Regions from separate parts of the Homo sapiens genome. Here region 1 is linked to region 2. Evidence: chromatin loops called from intact Hi-C (ENCODE). Cell type or tissue: PC-9. All regions are shown on one strand. Links, peaks and the distances in the headings refer to the core of each region. The heading gives the core; the rest is flanking DNA.

Region 1 (6,252 bases), core at 778-5,777, 260 kb after region 2:
GAGTGTGGATAGGTCTCTGCAGCCACAGGAGAAGATAAGTAGAAGGAACTTAGAAACTTGGAAGGAAGTGAGAATGGCTATCTTATGGAGAAATAGAAAGAACCAAAAATGTTAACCCTCCTAAACAATTTTGGAGAGGACCAGCCTTAAGCAGAATGGTTTGAGCTGGCCATATGGGACATGTTGGCCAGCCTTTCCAGTGTAGGACCAGCTCATCATCTTTTTAAAAAAATTAGTCCTGACTTCGTTTCAATTGCCTCTATAAATTAGAAAACAAAAAGAGCCAAGTGGGCCGTGGTGATGTAGAGACTGGCCGCGTACTGATATAGTTTACATAAGATTCTGAAGTGTTGAAAATACAGGCTAGAGGTTGAAGAGCAGGCGTGCTGAATGAGAGTGGCGTCGCAGCGATGGCCAGCGCTGAGGGGTATCAAGGTCTTATTCATGCATTCTCATGTCTTTTGACTCCAAGATGCCTTGGAAGCATTCCTTTGCTCTTTTCATTTTCAATTTTTGAAAAATATACACAACACCTGGGCAATTCTGTGTTGCTCTTTTGAATCTCTACATGGCCTCTCCATCTGCCCACTTTTCCAAAGGGTCATCTTGGGTTTTCCCCTCTCCTGCAGTGGACTCAGTGTCGCCTGCCAGGAGAAGTGCCACTGCTGCTCCTCTCTTCTGGCCCACAATTGTCCGTGCCTGGGCTACAGTGACAGCCACCTGATTCATTTCCCTACCTCTCCAGTCTAGTCTCCACACCACAGCGAAGGCAATCTTTAGAAAATCTTTATAAAACCTCCAGCTCAAAATTTTCTCTGGCTCTTCACTGTCCTTCGAGCAAAATCTGAAACCCTGAGCATAATTTATAGAAGACCTGTGACTGGGCTCCAGCTGACCTCTCCAGCCTCATCTCTCCTCCCACCCTCCCTGCCTCGCTAGGTTCCAGCTGCACAGAGAACTTTCAATTCCCGCATTGCTGGGCCTCTGTAAAGGCTGCACCTCCCCACCAGGAAAAGCTCTCCCCACCACCTCTTCCTTCACATGGAGAATTCTATCCCATCCTCCAGGTCCCAGCACAGTCCCACCTCCCCCAGGGAATGTGCCTGACTCCTCTGCATTAGGTTGGAGGCTCTCCCTGCTGTGTGCCCATGGCACACTGTGTTCCTCATGAGATCTTGAGCTTCTTGAAGGCGAGGGCTGTGACTGGTCCACCAGTTGTATCCCAACACCTGGGACGATGCCTGGCCTGTAGCAGGTGTTCAGTGAATATGCATTCGTGGAATTTCTAAGTGAATGAAGGAACACAGGTTTCACCCTTGCAGTCAGTGGAAAAAGTTGGTGAGGGACTGAATCCTTGTTCTGTTGTTTATCCATGAAGCCTATATATTTCTAGTGCAAAAGGCCCAGTGGGTCTCAAAACATTCTTGGAGGGGTTTGACACACTGCTATTAGTAGTGACTCATAATTCCACGATTCCCTGGGATACAGAGAAGGCAGGGGGGTAGTACTGTTTGAACAAAAATCTTCCCAAGACCCTGGCAAAGAGATCTTCCTTAGGAATCAGTGGCATATGCGTTTATGTTCTTTAACAGGGAAAGTAAAAGTGAGCGCACTTTTTTGAAGCTCATAAATACTCATGTGACTGTAAATTTAGAAATGTTAATTAATTGGGCCTAATGTTTGATCTGGAAAAGTACTTAGCAGTCACCAGGAATTTGCCTTGAACTGACTCGAACCACAAATCAGAACCGTATTTCCACAATTTAATTTTTCCATGAGACAATCATAAAAACTCTGCTGGGATTATATTACTAAAACCTTTATATCCCATTGCATTGGATATGTTTGTAGGTGAGTAATGTTAAATTTAAAAAAAAAAATTAATAAAGCATTTGTTTAGGACCTCTGTATGCTTGATAAAGTAAAAAAAAAATATATGAAAATGTTACCCTAACCTACAATAACTAAACTTGAACATAATGATAAAAGCAGAAGAAAATAGTCATTGAAAACACTGTAGCAGAGTTGAAATGCAACTTAAACCCTTAATGAACTTAAGCTTCTTTATCAATAAAGATTGTCAGTCAATACTTAACTATAAAAATTTAAGGAGTTTCATCTGATGACCATTAAGAATTATCCCAACTAATAATGTATATAGCATTTATTGTGAAACCACAATAAATATAAAACACGGTAGTCAATGTCATTAAAACTTAAAATGGAATGAGCGTAATTTGAAAAACAAAATAGCCCTGGCACTTCTTTTTGTTTAGAACAACGTATAGAAAGCACATGCCTCACTGAGAATACTTAGTGGAATCTCGATAACCACAAAAGCAATTAAATGCTTTTAAATTATAGAAAACACTAAAATTTTTAAAGTTGTTCACCCTTGGTAGCTTTTAAGTAAGGATCACTTGTGATTTATAGTTGTAGCTTTTCTTGAACACGTCCTCTTGCACTGATGACTAACAAAGTTAGTTTTAAACGGAGGTTTGCTGGTGGGTTTTTTTTTTTTTTTAATGAAAAGAAACAACAACAAAAAAATCACACCAAGGCTAGAAAGATGCATATCAGTATCTTTGCTCTTTTGCCTTTTATGAGCAATTAGAGTAAACCATAATCATACCTCCTAAATGAGTTTCTGAGTGTTAATATTAGTGCTGTACTCAAAGGAATGTCCATGTTCCACATGGAAAGTGTTAAATTACTGAGATTAGTGATTTGTGTGTATATCCATCTGTTGACTGACCATCTGTATGTGTGTCACTGACTGTTGCGAGGCTTCTGTGTTCCTTAGCAGTGCCTCCAGGTCACCATAGGACATTTAATTATTGCATGACTTAAAAGATTCAATACGGCAACCACAGCAAAGAGAAAATTCTAGTTCTGCCACTAACACTTCCTTTAACACAACTCTGCTCAAACATGTGCCTTTCATTGCATTCCAAAGTTATCGATAATTACCAGCTATCATTGTTTTGGGTGTTTTCTCTGCTAATTTCTATTGGCATGCATTCTAGATAGTTGCCCATTGTAACTATAAATTGACTATTTAAATAAACAAAAGCATAATTCATGGAAAACTGCCATTCTAAGGTATGATGCAAGATGGTAGATATTCTGCTTCCTTTTCCATATTCTATCATAGAGATGCATTACTATAAATCAGGACTTGGTATATCCATTTGTTACATATTTTCTTAATGTGGGAGTCAAAGTGAAGCTACATAGCTAACAAGTCTTATTCATTTAGTAAGTTGGCTGCCCTCTGCTGTTCATAATGTTTCTTAAACAGATTCGTTTCCTCTAAGAGAAGTTTCTATCTCCCCTTGGCAAAACAAAATACTATTCTTGAAAACAGAAGTTATAATAATTAATGATATCATTCAGTGTGTAACATTAGAAACTATGAAGTTTAAAAGAGTCAGAGGTTAGTTTTCCTGTAGAAGAAATAGTATGTCTCTCTAAACAGAAGAGAAATTACTGGAAATTCTCTCTCCTGTCAGTTACCCTAAAAACCAGCTCCAGCAAAGCCATTTCACGAACAATTATGCATCTATAATGATCTAAATAATAATTGGAGAAAAATAGTATTTTATGGACATTAAAATCTCAATTAATACTATTGCAACTATTGAATCAAATATAAATTGAATTAAATTTTTAAATTCAACAGAAAATAGCAAATTGGTTACTAGAATATTTTGTCTCTACCAATTTCACTATTACTTCTGAGGTGTAAACCAAATATAATACTGGCATAAAGAAGGAAAAATATCTCAAGATTTCTAGGCATTTTCCTATGTCTAATAGTAGGATGTTCTCTCTGAATTTATTTATTACAAAAATAACATTACAACAATAAAGCAAAATAATATTTAAAAGAAAGAAAAAACAAACAGTCGCAATACCAGAACACCATTGTAGTCGTTTGTGTATGTGTGACTTCTTTACTGTGTTCATGCAGAGACAAGCTTTGTAATACCTTTGTAACTACTGTACAGGTGCGTGGTTAGATTCCGTTTTGACTGCTTGGTATCTCATTGTAAGCATTTCCCAGGGACACTACACAGTCTTTATAATTATGATCACTACATCTTTTGGATAACTTAGGCTTTTGCACTATTTTGTCACGATGCCTCAAACTTTTCTATCATTGTCTGTAATTACTCCTATAATCTTTTATTATAAAATATTGAAACAAAGTCACATCACTAAAAACACTGTGAGTATAATTTATTAGTAAGTGTAGACTGTGTATCATTAGCAAAACTTGTAAATGCAACGAGTCAATAAAACAGTAGAACAATGTCAAAATCATGGCTTTTGTTGGAATATGGAACATTTCAAGCTCCCAGCACTGCGAAGGTTACATAGCATTTTTTTCACAACCAAGATGTCGCTATTCAGTTTAAGTCCCTGAGTTTCTTTAAGAATTGTAAGCAAATGATATTGAATTGTTCTGAAGCAGTGAGCACTTAATAGTCCTCCTAGAATATGTCTTGGGAGTCACAGCTCCTCTCCTAGCCAGAGTGAATGGCTTTTAGGGAACCATATAATTTTTCTTAGAATTTTTTTTCTGACTTAAGATACTGTACTCTTCAATTGTACCACATTTAATTAGTGTCATATAGTAATTATCAAAGAAGTAATAACTTGTATATAGTACTTTAAGCTCTTAGATTTACTACAAAATCAGCAGCCTAAATCAATCTAGTCAGCCATGTATTATTTGAAAATATTAAGGACACTGCTGGGTAAGGTAAACACTCTACATCTGTTTTCTATTACTAGAATAATTGTATGTATTTTCTCCAACTGTTTATATTAACACTGCTAGTTTTTTCATCTTAAAAACAACATTCAGAAACCTCTGCAGGGAAGCAGGTCAATTATAAAACTGGCTTTTTCTCTAAATTAGAACATCGAGGAAACCAAGATGGGATTTTACCCCAGGCTCCCTCCCCTTCCCCGCCATCCACGGTATTGTGAAGAACCAGATCCCCTTCTCAGCTCAGAGCAGGCAGCCGGGAGGTGAATCCTGGGGATCCACTCCTGGTGGGCAGGGCTTCGCAGCGGCCCGGATCGCTCCCGAGGCGTCTGGGTCCCTAGGGACACTTCGCCGTCCGGAGGCCTCTCCCCTCCCGGCCTAACGCAGGCACAGCGCGCTGCCAGGGTGTCCTCGCGGTTCCGCCCAGAGCCTCCATCTAATGAACCAGTTTCTGCACCCCTCTTTCTTGCAGCCCCCTCTCCCAACAACTCCGACACCTGTTCCAAGGGAACCTGGCCGGAAGCCTCTTTCTAGCTCCCGACTCGGAGAAGTCACTGGTAGCCCCTCCCCTCCGCCCCGGAGTGGCGCCCCCACACCAAGCTCGCGCGCCCCGGCTCTGTCTCCCACCCGGGTGAGCTCCTTCCTTCCTTACCTTTCTTCATGCCCGGCAGAGGTGCAGGTGCAGCCCTTGCTTGCTCAGAGCCTGGCGACTCCCACTCCCCCGGGTCCCGCTCGCACCCATCCAGGCCCCAGAATCTTCTCATCCACAGGCCCCTGAGAGCCCCCCAATGCCCTGTCCCCCTCCCCCCAGCTCGCCTGTCTTCCCACCCCTCCCGCACCCTTCCCCATCCCAGGCTTACCACCTGCCTGCACCCGAGTGAATTGTCTGCAGACTGCGGGCTCCCATGCTGGGACTGCTAGCCACCAATGAGGGCAGGGACGATGAAGTGACTCGCCCAAAAGAGCTATTTGGTGACTGGGTTGAGCCTATTCCAAACATCAGGCGTGCCAGCCAGACCCAGTCTCGCTGCCGCAGAGAGTGGTCCATAGTTCATGCCTCAAGCGTAAGTGGATCAACTCAAGCAAGAGTTGCCCACAACTTATGCCAATCAGAAACGATGGACGCAGGAAACAGCTAGGGACCCCCTGCCATGGAGCTCGCCTTCACATCCTCATGCTACTCGTTTTACTTTACTTCCTCCGTTCTCTCCTGCTGAGGTTCGTGGGGTGAGAGTTGATGCATGTTTGCGTGTCAATGCGCGCGTGAGTTTTTCATGCCACACAGCGTTTCCCTCACTTTGCTCAGTGTGCCTTTTCCTTCCCTTTTCCTTCACATCTGCTCTAGACTGATCGCATAAATCCAGATGACATAGATTTAGAAAATGAGCCCTGGTATAAATTCTTTTCAGAACTGGAGTTTGGACGCCCGGTAAGTGAGGCTAGACTATTAATATAAGAAAACTAGGAGTATACTG
Region 2 (6,252 bases), core at 767-5,766:
TAAGAGAACTGGGACTTGTACTTGACTGGAGAAAGTCCCGTTGTTAACCTAAAGGCTGTGTGGTTCACTGCTGGGTGTCAGTATGGAACGGGTAGCTCTATTATTTCTCACAAGTTAGGATCTAGCCAATTTAATATTTTACTCTCAAGTATAGTAACTTATTTGTCCTATGTACTTCACTGCCTTTTTACTTATGAACGATTGTCTGCCTCTAAATTTCTTTTAGCTATCTTCTCCTTTCTTCCCCTTCTTCTTTTTATTTTTAGAGATGGGTTCTTACTATATTGCCTGAGCTGGAGTGCAGTGGCTATTCACAGGTGTGATCATAGCACACGACAATCTGAAACTCCTGGGCTCAGAGATCTTCCTTCCTCAGCCTCCTTAGTAGTTGAGACTACAGATGTGTGCCACCATGTGCAGCTGTCTCCTCCTTTCTAGTGCCGTTGCCTCTATCTTAGATCAACCCTTACCTGTTTTCCTCCAGGCTGTGGCCACAGCCTAACTCATTTTCATATTTCCAACTTTACCCCCTTCTAATAAGTCTTCCATGGCGTCCAGTATGGTAACCATTTGCTGAGTGCTTATGACTGTAAAGAACGTGCGAAGCCTGAAGGTATAATACTCGTTGGGCTCTACTGTAACACTTGGCTCCCCCAAACACAAGTCTACTTATTCAGATACAATTTGTTAAGGAGAGCTCTTTATTTTTCCAACTCTGGATATCAAGCCCTTGACTCAACTAGACAATCTTGGCTCTGGGAGTGCCTGGGCATGTTGCGTAGTTGGTTGTTAGGTGGGTTTAAACTCAGTGCTGAGTATGCCTGTCAGGGTCCCAGCCTCTGGGGAGGCTGAGGGGGGAGGATCGCTTAAACCCAGGAGGCTGCAGGGATCCATGATCACGCCACCGCATTCCACCCTGGGTGAAAGAGTGAGACCCTGTCTCTTAAAAAAAATAAAAATAAACTCGCTACTTCACAAAATGAAAAAGATTTTCGAGAACGACAGAATCTACACTCTAAAATAAAAAATATGTCCAAATCCCTGTGCACACTTAAACACAGAGAACGGGTCCTGATGACAGTCACCAATTCTTCGAGACCTTAACCATCTGACTAAGGAGTAGCCTCTGCCTGTCCCAGCTTGGATTATCCGCTGTGTGTCCCAAATGCTGTTATCTAGACCGGACCTGGTGCTTCTTACCTCCAGCCATTGCCTGTGAATGCTGGGAGGGGCTGTACCGGGCAGCACCATCTCTTTCTCCTGTGAGCACTCTGTCAGAGGCTGCCCTGATTCCTGTCTCCTTTGTTCCAGATCAGGCTGCTCTGAAAATTAGTATTGCCTCTGCACACTGTGATCATGGAAGAGATTTTAGGTTCCTTGCTTGAAGTATGAGCTTAAAAAAAAAAATCTCTCATTGAACCAAAGCATGATAGGTTTTGTGTAGTTCCATTAACATCCCCTAGGCAAGAGTGGATCAGGATGTTGCCATTAAACACGTCATCCACAATATCGTGTGGGTTATACTAGCATAATCGCCTTTTAGATTTATGCTCTGTGCACCTTTATTAAATCTCACCATGCCTTGGCCTCTACAGTGAAGCTCACGGTATCCAAATAACATTCTCTGCTTTTTCTAAAGATTTGGGTATTACCTCCTGCTAAACTGACGCCCTCTCCATACCACTCTGCATTTTATTTCTATTACTTCTTCAATTTTTTTCCCAGAGGTAAAGACAAGCAATAAGGCTGAGATGCAAATCAACGTAGCCGCTAGTTAGTTTCATTTGCGTTTTGGTAGTCATTATTTTGTTCTTATTTTGCCACCCGTTACTGACTAACCCCAAGCAACACTGCCTCCAAAAACACGAGCAATGATTCTTGATGTTTTTATTTTCCTCACCCAGTCTTTCATCGTCCAGTGAATAGAGTGTGATTGATTTAACTTCTAAATATATGTTTGGGAAATTTTCCCTTTCTTTTCTTCCTTACAGACATGGTGCTAGTTTGAGCCTTTCTTATTTTTGACATCAACTGTCAAACTTTCTTTCTAGTTTCCCTGCTTATGTCCCCTACCGTTCATTTCCCCTCCACTTAATTGCTAGAATGATCCATTTAGAATATGTCTTAAAATTGTCAATGGCTTAATATGTGAATGAGTTTCTTTGGCTATCACACAATCTTGCCCTTTCAGCTTGTTTTGCCTTCAGGCAGTAATGGGATGTCAATCAGAAAACAGTCATTAAAGGCACAAGTTTATTTAGACGTCAAAAAGTGGTTGGATTATAGTCACTTTGCTTAGATGGAATGTTAGCCCCTGCTGTGGAGCTATCCAACTCCTGAGCTTTTTTGTTTGTTTGAGACGGGGTCTTGCTCTGTTGCCCAGGCTAGAGTGCAGTGGCATGATCTTGGCTCACTGCAACCTTTGCTTCCTGGGTTCAAATGATTCTTGTGTCTCAGCCTCCCTAGTAGCTGGGATTACAGGCACCTGCCACCACATCCTGCTAAATTTTTTTTTTTGAGTGGAGACAGGGTTTCACCATGTTGGCCAGGCTGGTCTTGAACTCCTGACCTCAGGTAATCTGCCTGCCTCGGCCTCCCAAAGTGCTGGGATTACAGGCGTGAGCCACTGCACCCAGCCTAACTCCTTAGCTTTTTGAACGCCCTCTCGTGCTGGTTTGAACCTTAGCCATCTGTGTTCCGTGACTTTCTATACCTGTTGTAGGCTGTGGAGCATACCTGTTTCAGACTGCAGTAGTTATGGTTGTGTCAGGGCCTAGGAGAAATTTTCCCTTCACCCTCTGAAGGTTCGCTGAAAAATCAACTCACAAAAGGCAGATTCATTTGAGAAAAGATGTACAAATTTTCTTAATGTGTACATAGGAGCCTTCAGATTGAAGACCCAAAGATACAGGGGAAACTGTCCATTTTTATGCTTAGGTTTAACAAAGTATGGGCAGCTGTGTAGGCATAGGATTGGACGAAAGGGTGTGGTCTAATGCGAATAGACTGAGTGGGGACACCCAGCAAGGCCTGTCTGTCCAGATTCTTGCTGGCCTCTCTGGTCAGCTTTCCTTCCTTCTGGTGTGGGGTGGGGCCCTCTCTGGAATCGGATCTCATACCTACACTCAAACAAGGTGGGTCAGAGAGTGTCTTTATCGCCAGTTCTTACCCAGAAAGGCGGAGCGAAAGTTAGAGTAATACTTTTAGGTTTTAAGGCTGGCTCTGGGGCAAAGGGGTTGTGGTTACTGTGACGGTCCTGGAGGAAGAGGGATTCTGGTTTCTATATCTGGCCTCAGGGGAGAATTGGGCTGAGGAACCGGAAGGCAGAAGTGAGCAGAGAGAAGCTCTTGCTTCTGAGGCTGTCATCTGGGGTACTGTTTCCTGAGCCTCCGCAATTGCTGCAGATGCTGCAGCTTTTCCAGTAGCTCAGTAATACAACCAATCACTGACGTGCTTTGTAATACAACCAATCACTGACATGTGCTTTTTTTTTTTTTTTTGGCCATGTGTAAGCAGCATTTGTAATTTAGGGCAGGTATCACTGGCATCACTGGGAAACTTGAGGGCAACGCACCACCCAGTGGCTTGGCTTTTCCCAGTGGAGCCTCCTCCACCAAGAACTCTCTGCAGAGGACATGGCTCTTTGTTAGGGGCACACACCAGGGGCCACAGAGCACCCCCTGCCAATCATCCTGTTACACTACACAGTAGTTCTGTGTTTAGAAAAGAGCAGTGAATTGAAATAAGAAGTAAGGAATTTCCATATGTCAAAACCCAGTTACTAGCTGTTTGTTTATTTATTTATTTTGAGACAGAGCTTTGCTCTTGTCACCCAGGTTGGAGTGCAGTGGCGCGATCTTGGCTCACTGCAACCTCTGCCTCCCGGATTCAGGGGATTCTCCTGCCTCAGCCTCCCGTGTAGCTGGGATTACAGGCGTGCACCAACAAACCCAGCTAATTTTTGCATTTTTAGTAGAGACGGGGTTTCACCATGTTGGTCAGGCTGGTCTTGAACTCCTGATCTCAGGTGATCCACCTGCCTCGGCCTCCCAAAGTGCTGGCATTACAGGCGTCAGCCATCTCGCCTGGCCAACATGTCTAAATCCTTTCTCTGAGGATTTGTATCTAATTCAGAACCCGTCAATGCCAAAAATTACCCCTTTTCTTTAAGTGCATTTCTTTATGCATGAATCCATTTCAGTCTGTCTTTCCTACCTATTTCCCATGACAAATTCCAAAATGAAATTGCTGTGGAATCCACTGGAGTATTTGTTATATACAAGTTGGTTAAGTGAGATTCTTTGGCCTAATCCGGAGCTTTTTTTGGCCTATGAGCATTTGATCCTTGTTCAGAGCTGGATAATTGTGGTCAATGGGATTTCTACTCAATGAGATTTCAAACTCCATCACTCTCATACACTCCCTTTTCCTGGTCCTTACTGATCATTCTCTCTGGCTAATTTTAATCCAAATGAAATTCTGTGCTGAGAATTTGGGACCAAACTTTTCCGATAATAATATTTTCAAAAGAAAACAATGAAGGGATTGGCCAGAATTATTTGAAAATTAAATTCTTTCAGGAAAACTATAATTTGCCCACATTTTACTTCTCTGAAAAAGAAATTGTTAATGTTACAGTGTGACAAAGTCACTGTTCTTCAAGTTTCTTATTGTTGAGGCAAAGTTCTCAGAGAAGAACCCTAGTCCTTCATTCTCAGCTGACCTGTCCGGGCCAATCAGCAGAAAGTACTGTCTAGGACCACAGACACTGAGACCTGACTCTGAGCAAGAAGGCAGCCGGGCACTGGGCCCGGTGCACCCGGGATCCTGGCGGGGGTGATGCCACTGCCATGCAGCACCAGGTGTCGCCCGGGCGCCATGACCGCTGCATCTGCTGCAGCAGAACGGATGCTCACGCCGCTGCCACTTTCCTCCACTGCCCTCACCTCCTTGGCTTATTCATTCCCACTGGAGATCTGAACCTAAGTCGAGCTTCGGTTATGAGGACAAGGGAAGACTTACCTGGTCTTCTTGGATTCTGTGTTGGGATGGATCAATAGAGTAGAAGTTTGGATGGTAGGGAATTACGCAAACATACAGACAAGGAGTTCAGGAGGTGCTGTGACACCAAAACAAGTCCTCTGTACCTTGGCCCTGACTTAGTTCACTGCTGTTGCTTCAGTGGCATCAGGGCTTGCCCTGTCACTCATAAGAGAGGTAGGCTGAGAATGAGAATTTTGGCCCCCGGTGGGCCTATCGTCCTAATTCATTCTTCTTTCTTGTCTGTGTCATGGATTCTTAGAAGCACACAACTAGTAAATCACATGTTTTCAAGTCTAAAATTAAAGTAAGTGTGCAAAGCCATGTGATCAGATGAAGGGGTCATTAAAACACTGATGCCTGGCCATACATGGCAGCATGGACATGGGCCCAGCCGGGGTGTCAGGAGGCATCCCCGGCTCAGTCACTGGCTCCCCGTGTGATCATGCCCCTCCTGTCTGTGCTTCAGGAAAGTGCTAGGCTCCGAGGAGCTGGTCTCCAGGCCTCCTTCATTCTCTGAGAGTCTGTGATTTTCAAGTCACAGTGATGTTTGCTGAGGGAGTGGGTTGCATCATCTGGGATGATGGTGTGTTTTGTTCTTTTGTGGGGACTGAGGTGGCAGCTCTCTTTGGCATAAGCTGAGCTGTGTCAGCGCAATGGAGCTGATTGGCTGAACCTCAAAAGCAGACCCCAGAGAGATATTGATTCTGACAGTGCAGCAATTACAGGGAGGCACTGGTGCCTTGCGAGGTAAGACATCTGGGTGCTTGTGACACGGCTGGTCAAGTCTTCAGTGTAACATGTGATGTAATTGGTATGGACAGAGGGGCTCTGGGTTCAGACCATTCTTAAAAGGAACTGGAGATTATGTCTGTAAAACTGAAAACCTACACAGAAATTTTCAAATCGATTTTTATTTTTGATGATTACTACTAATAAAAATGACTATCTCTGTTTATTTTTTTTTTTACTTCTGAAGCCAACCAATTTGTTGGAAAATCAGTCAAAATCTAATTTTGATGTTCTGCAAGTTCCCTGGGGGCCATGAAGCACCTGGTGAGTCTCACGCCCACTTTTCCCCAACACCTGCCAACATTTTCTTCTGTGTTTGATCCTTTTGCTCTTGTCTTTTTCATATTTTTCCTTCAATATGTTCCCATAATGTCTTTGCTCTTTTAAAACATGCATATTTCTGTGGTTCTATTGAAAGAA

The links. A loop is a pair of places that touch in the nucleus more often than their neighbours do. Peaks named below come from ENCODE experiments on the same cell type or tissue, not always from the same donor. Only the 100,000 strongest peaks of a DNase experiment are listed, where the experiment ranks them.
Region 1: it touches region 2 in a loop (6-fold over the local background); 3 of 110 quality-filtered maps call a loop at or near these places.

What each region holds. Positions count from the first base shown.
Region 1 is chr4:185,638,033-185,644,284 of GRCh38, reverse strand. It overlaps SORBS2 (sorbin and SH3 domain containing 2), which reads left to right. Exons shown (of 27, transcript NM_001395207.1): 14 at 5,250-5,408; 15 at 6,123-6,206. Among named protein-coding and RNA genes, the nearest start is that of SORBS2-AS1, 53 kb to the right of the region's middle. RefSeq lists an enhancer at 5,276-5,915. In PC-9, for the core only: a CTCF peak has its summit at 3,308 (motif pointing left); no DNase peak of the experiment used is centred there.
Region 2 is chr4:185,894,141-185,900,392 of GRCh38, reverse strand. It overlaps a transcript of SORBS2 not described here. Among named protein-coding and RNA genes, the nearest start is that of SORBS2, 85 kb to the right of the region's middle. In PC-9, for the core only: a CTCF peak has its summit at 3,648; a DNase peak (open chromatin) is centred at 3,082; H3K4me3 peaks cover 709 bases; H3K27ac peaks cover 3,382 bases.